2 separate regions of the Homo sapiens genome follow, and region 2 is linked to region 1. Evidence: chromatin loops called from intact Hi-C (ENCODE). Cell type or tissue: transverse colon. All regions are shown on one strand. Each heading gives the region's core, and the rest is flanking DNA. Links, peaks and the distances in the headings are about the cores only. Region 1 overlaps USP53 (ubiquitin specific peptidase 53). Region 2 overlaps SYNPO2 (synaptopodin 2).

Region 1 (2,923 bases), core at 152-2,651:
GAGGAATTAGAGAAGACTACAGTAGAAAATTTATAAAACACAGAAAATAAAATTAATAAGAAAAAAGACTATAATACTGCCAACAAAAAAACAGTAAGTTTTAAGTAATTTTCAATGTTTCCACTTTTTTGCTCTATTTCTTTGTGTCTAACAAAAAACCGTGCTATATTTCATGTTGCTTTTACCTATTCACTAGTTTCCACTAGTAACTAACTAGCAAAAGACAAGCATACACATGTATCCAGAATATAGGACATGGTCATTAAAGAAAATGGCTTACAGCAGTCTACTTTTAAGACATGATCTCCAGAAGAAAATTATGTCAAGCCAGCAATAACCTAACATTTATTTGCCTTGACAAAGCCCCAGACTGAACTCTTACTTTATCTATACCTTCCTCCCCATCTCAGCCAATGGCAACTTTATCTTTCCAGTTGCTGAGAACAAATATCTTGATGTCATCTTTGACTCCTTTTTCTGTCATATTTCAGGATCTGACCACTTTTCACCACCTCCACTTCAACAATTCTAGTCTTGGCCATCATCACATCTTGTGTGGATTAAAAAAATAGCAGCTTGTCTCCTGGCTTCTACCCTTTACACAGTAACATATAAGTCTATTCTGGAGAGCAGACAGAGATCTTTCTAAAATTAAATCATAATGTCACTATCTGCCCAGCCCCTCATCTAACTACTTGACCTTTGGCTTTCCCATTCCAGCCACATCAGCCTCCTTCTCATTCCTGCACACTATACAAACTTCTGTTCTCTATATTGTTTGCACTGGCCATTCCCCTGCCTGGAATACATTCCCCCCATAACGCCCACATGGCTTTGCCCTCCCTCCCTTCATAATTGCTTTGCCAAAAAAGTCACTTAAATGAGGCCTACACTTATTTAAAATTGCAAACCATCACAATCTCTACCACGCTTTCCAAATTCCTCTTACCTTGTTCTACTTTTTCATTCCTCCTTGGCACTTTTCTCCTTCTAAATATATTATAGAATTGACTGCTTATTCTTTATTGTCTCTTCTCCAAATCCACTTAGAATGTAAAGCAAATCCCAAGCATCTAGAACAGAACACAGTGCATGGTTAAGTTTTCATCAAATATTTATTAAAGGAAGCTCAGGAAACAAAGTAAAATCTCAAACAACAAACCCTTTGGAAAAAACAGTGTTCCTAACAAAGACAACCTAGGCACTAAAGTATAGGACAATTTCCTACCATCTGGCAGGTAGGTCAGTGTCAGTACTACACTGACAAAGGAGGAGCATTATCTCATGCCTATATGGTAGCATCATATAGGAGGAAAAATTTAGGGCTCAATCTGCTCACCTAAGTATGGGGAGGGGCACCATGAGAGGGGCAACAGTTTATTATGCAGGCTGAGGAGTTAAGAAAAAGCCAAAGAATGAGGTATCTGATGGGCAAAGAATACCCTGATGGCTTCTTGACAAGGATGGAATCCATACCCTGATAGTGACCTTATAATTCCCATAGATATTTTATTCCTCCTCTGATATAAAGTTTACAACACATTGCTCAACTACTCAATCATTAAAAATCTATCAGTTTCATCATCTATAATCAAAATCATAGGGCTACTGTGAGAATCATAAACCATGTATAAAATACCTAATAAATGGCCAAAACATAGGCATTCAACGAATGCAGGCTAATTATAATAACATTATCTTCCACGTAAAATGATTTTTAACAATGTCAACAAGGATTTAGAAAAAAGCAGACGCTGTATTATATATTTTATACTCCATTTTGCTATCTTTAAGGAAATACCTTAAACTGATATATTAAACTTAACCATTGCTTTAATTCAGATTAATGAGATCAGATAAATTGTTCAATGAAATATCAATTTCTTAATTTTAAAATTTTAGTAGCTGTTCTTAGTAAATCATAAGCAATTTTGTTACGGAGCTATCCTAGTTTAAGAATATCTAGCATATGAAAAACCTAATTTATAAAATGAATGTTTGGGAATACTTCACATTATAAGTGGATTTTCACCACAGAATTGTTGTAAATATTCATTTACAAAACCTTTCTGGACTAGAAAGGAGAGAAGGAGAAAATGAGTTAAAATGTTAACAGCCAATGGATCAGAAAGAAAGATAAAGTGACTGAAGTAAGTGTCAGCAACAGAGACTTGATTTAGAAATTTTCAACCAAAGTATAAGTTTTCAGAAAAATAACTACTTAATGATTTTTTTTTTTTTTTAGACAGAGTCTCACTCGGTCGCCCAGGATGTAGAGCAACGGCACAATCTCAGCTAACTGCAACCTCCGCCTCTTGGGTTCAAGTGATTCTCCTGCCTCAGCCTCCTTAGTAGCTGGGACCACAGGTGTGCACCACCACGCCTGGCTAATTTTTGTATTTTTTAGTACAGATAGGGTTTCACCATGTTGGCCAGGGTGGTCTCAATCTCCTGGCCTCAAGTGATCCGCCTGCCTCAGCCTCCCAAAGTGCTAGGATTACAGGCGTGAGCCACAGCACCCAGCCAACATTGTCTAATTAACTTTTGACTTTCTAGTGTTTAGCACTATGCCTAGCATACAATAGGAGGTCAATAATGTTTATTCAATACTTCTAACTCAGAAAAGCGCAGCAGTAAAAAACTTCCAAAGGAAGGGTATTTCTTAAAACTTCTTTTTTGTAATATGTGTAAAATTGAAAACTAATGTTATCTTCAAATTAATTCAAAAATACCATGACACCTCAAATAACTGATTTTGTTCATAAAAATAGCTAAGATATTGGAATAAGGTTTATTTTGCAGAAAAAATTCTGATGAACTGCAGAGTATATGAAGCAACTCTTCTGAAGTCTCATGTAAAATCATAATTCTTTAGCCAGATGCAATGGTTTGTAGCCTTTTCTTGTATCATGGACATCTTTGG
Region 2 (2,923 bases), core at 293-2,792, 310 kb after region 1:
AGGTGGGGGAGGGAACAAAATCCTCATTAGCCTTTGCCAAAGGCCCTGGCACAGAATTTTCCTGACTATTCAGAGATCAGTGTCCTATATTTACTTACCAAGGACAATTTATTTTCTTTTATATTTTCAAAGTGCTTGAAATGATTTCTTCTCTTCGTGATGATTTCCATATGCTGTTTCCAATTAAAGGGCAATAGGTTATTCAGCAAATGTGAGGCAGCATTCTAAAACTATTAAATGCCACTTCACAAGGTGGGACTCCAAGGACTACAGGAGCCCTTCCAATGACATCCGGGTCTCAAAAATCACTGAGTAGAAGACAGCAGATATGCCTTAATTTCATAAAAGTTAGTTAGATAAAATTAGAATAACCGCAAACATGCTAATAATAATTTTTAAACTCTTGAATGTTTTCTAAGTACTAAGTGATTTGAATGTATAATTTCTAACCTGAAAACACTCCTTGGAAATGAGCGTTATGACTATCCCCATGTTACAAATGAGGAAACTGAGGCACAAAGACTAATATATTGAAAGTCCATTTGCTCTAAATAGAGCTCAACAGAATTATATGCAATTAATTACAGCTTGAGGTATTTCCTTTTAAAAATCTGTACCATTGGCGGGGCACGGTGGCTCATGCCTGTAATCCTAGCACTTTGGGAGGCTGAGGTGGGCGGATCACGAGGTCAGGAGATCAAGACCATCTTGGCCAACATGGTGAAACCCCTTGTTGAAACTACTGAAAATACAAAAATTAGCTGGGCATGGTGGCATGTGCCTGTAAATCCCAGCGACTCGGGAGGCTGAGGCAGGAGAATCACTTGAACCAGGGAGTCAGAGGTTGCAGTGAGCCGAGATCACGCCACTGCACTCCAGCCTGGTGACAGAGTGAGATTCCGTCTAAAAAAAAAAAATTGTACCATTTTTAAGTGGGACAATCATTTGATTTTATTTGGCCAAATAAAATACATAATTTTAGGATCCCTTCTCTTAAACTGATTAAACTGAATAACAAAGTAATCTTGATTAGTAACTGATACTGCAAACATTTTCTGAAATGTCATATTTATCAAAAATGAAAACTTGCACTGGGTAAAAGCATCATCGCAAGTTGTTCCATCTGGCTTTTGTGCTCTTAATTTTATTTGTATATCTGGAGTTCAGTGAATTGGACTACTGCTCTTCTTAATTTTTGAATAAATAAAACTTGTTTAGAAGACAGTTACTTCCTCCTTTAACTAGAATAACAATACTAACGACAAACCCCTTTACTGCATGATTACTGTGTGCCAGGTACACAGAAAGAGAAAGAGGCTTTCTCATGAGCTCATTCTTTTTCAGCATTTTACAATATATTATGTTTTACTGTGCCTGATTAAGTGAATTTCCATATAATTATCTAGTTTCAAGGAAATCATCTTAATGTACAGTCTTTAAAAAGCCTTCTAAGTTATATTATTAACTGACTCTTTGGGTCTCAGATTTCTCACCTATAAAACTAAGTAATATTCCAATATTTTTTTTATCTACAAAGGCAGCAATTTCGTTACATAGTACCTTATTCTACAGATGAGGAAACTAAAGCTCTGAAAAATGTCTTTAAAGTTACACAGTAAGTCTTAACCAGCACTGAAATATTTTTATCCTTTCCATGGGTTAGTTTCCAAAAAATATCCAAATAGGATTATCTATTTTTTTAAGGAGAACTGAAATTAAGACACATTAGAAAATACAGCAAAACTCTTCTTTGCTCTAGGTATGGTGTCAAGGTTAAACATGGTAATAATAATTTTTAAACTCTTGAATGTTTTCTAAGTACTAAGTGATCTAGTACAGATCTAAACAGGATCTAGGTATTAAAATTCTCCTCGACACTCCTTAAATTCCTCTTCTCTCACGGGGAGAATACATTTCAGAAGAAGAGAAAAGATTAATATTATTTGTATCAGAATTGTTACATAAGAGGTTGTAGTGATTATTCACTTAAATAAGTGCTTGACATGGTTTGGCTGTGTCCCCACCCAAATCTCATCTTGAATTGTAGCTCCCATAATTCCCACATGTTATGGGAGGGACCCAGTGGGAGAAAATTAAATCATGGGGGCGGTTTCCCTCATACTATTCTCCTGGTAGTGAATAAGTAAGTCTCACCAGATCTGATGGTTTTATAAGGGGAAACCCCTTTTGCTTGGCTCTCATTCTCTCTTGTCTGCTGCCATTTTCCTTCCACCATGATTGTGAGGCCTTTCCAGCCACGTGGAACTGTGAGTTCATTAAACCTCTTTTTCTTTATAAATTACTTAGTCTCAGGTATGTCTTTATCGGCAGTGTGAAAATGGACGAATACAGGTGCTCTAGAGACTGGTCAGTAGGCTGCTACATCATGAGAAGCCGAAATGGATGAAGAGGAAATTTGAAGACCACATTGCAAAGTTGTTCTTAAAGGACCTGTGCATTAATCATTTAATGATGGGAAAATAACCACATGGCCAGAGTTCCCAGGAGAGAGAGTTTTTCATTTTTATCACTGTGAAAGCCTGGACTTCTCATAATAATTTGTCATGGAAATATGTGCCAGCTACATTGGCACATTTACTTTTGTTGACCATACCAAGCACACTTCTGTCTCAGGGCTCCTGTACCTTTAGAACCCTGTGCCTGGAAGGCTCTTCCCCCAACTATCTAACAAGCCCACTGGATTCTTATCTACATTTATTTTCATCTACAAAATGAAAAGGAAATGAGCACTAACTAACATTGAATCTACTTTACTATGTGGATTTACAGTGGTATCCTGGTCCAGTCTGGTCTGTGGGCCAGACAGACAGTTATGTACTTCCCACAGTGCTTTGGTGACCTCACCAAAAAGGGGACCCACCTCCCAGCAGGGTGGAGGGTTTCTCGTCAATTCATTCTCTTT

What was found. A loop is a pair of places that touch in the nucleus more often than their neighbours do. Peaks named below come from ENCODE experiments on the same cell type or tissue, not always from the same donor. Only the 100,000 strongest peaks of a DNase experiment are listed, where the experiment ranks them.
Region 2: it touches region 1 in a loop (38-fold over the local background); 1 of 110 quality-filtered maps calls a loop at or near these places.

The regions. Positions count from the first base shown.
Region 1 is chr4:119,215,700-119,218,622 of GRCh38, reverse strand. It overlaps USP53 (ubiquitin specific peptidase 53), which reads right to left. Exons shown (of 19, transcript NM_001371395.1): 3 at 950-1,073. Among named protein-coding and RNA genes, the nearest start is that of USP53, 4.4 kb to the right of the region's middle. In transverse colon, for the core only: no CTCF peak of the experiment used is centred there; no DNase peak of the experiment used is centred there; H3K4me3 peaks cover 364 bases.
Region 2 is chr4:118,901,714-118,904,636 of GRCh38, reverse strand. All of the region lies in intron 1 of SYNPO2 (synaptopodin 2), which reads right to left. Among named protein-coding and RNA genes, the nearest start is that of SYNPO2, 14 kb to the right of the region's middle. In transverse colon, for the core only: no CTCF peak of the experiment used is centred there; no DNase peak of the experiment used is centred there; H3K27ac peaks cover 2,500 bases.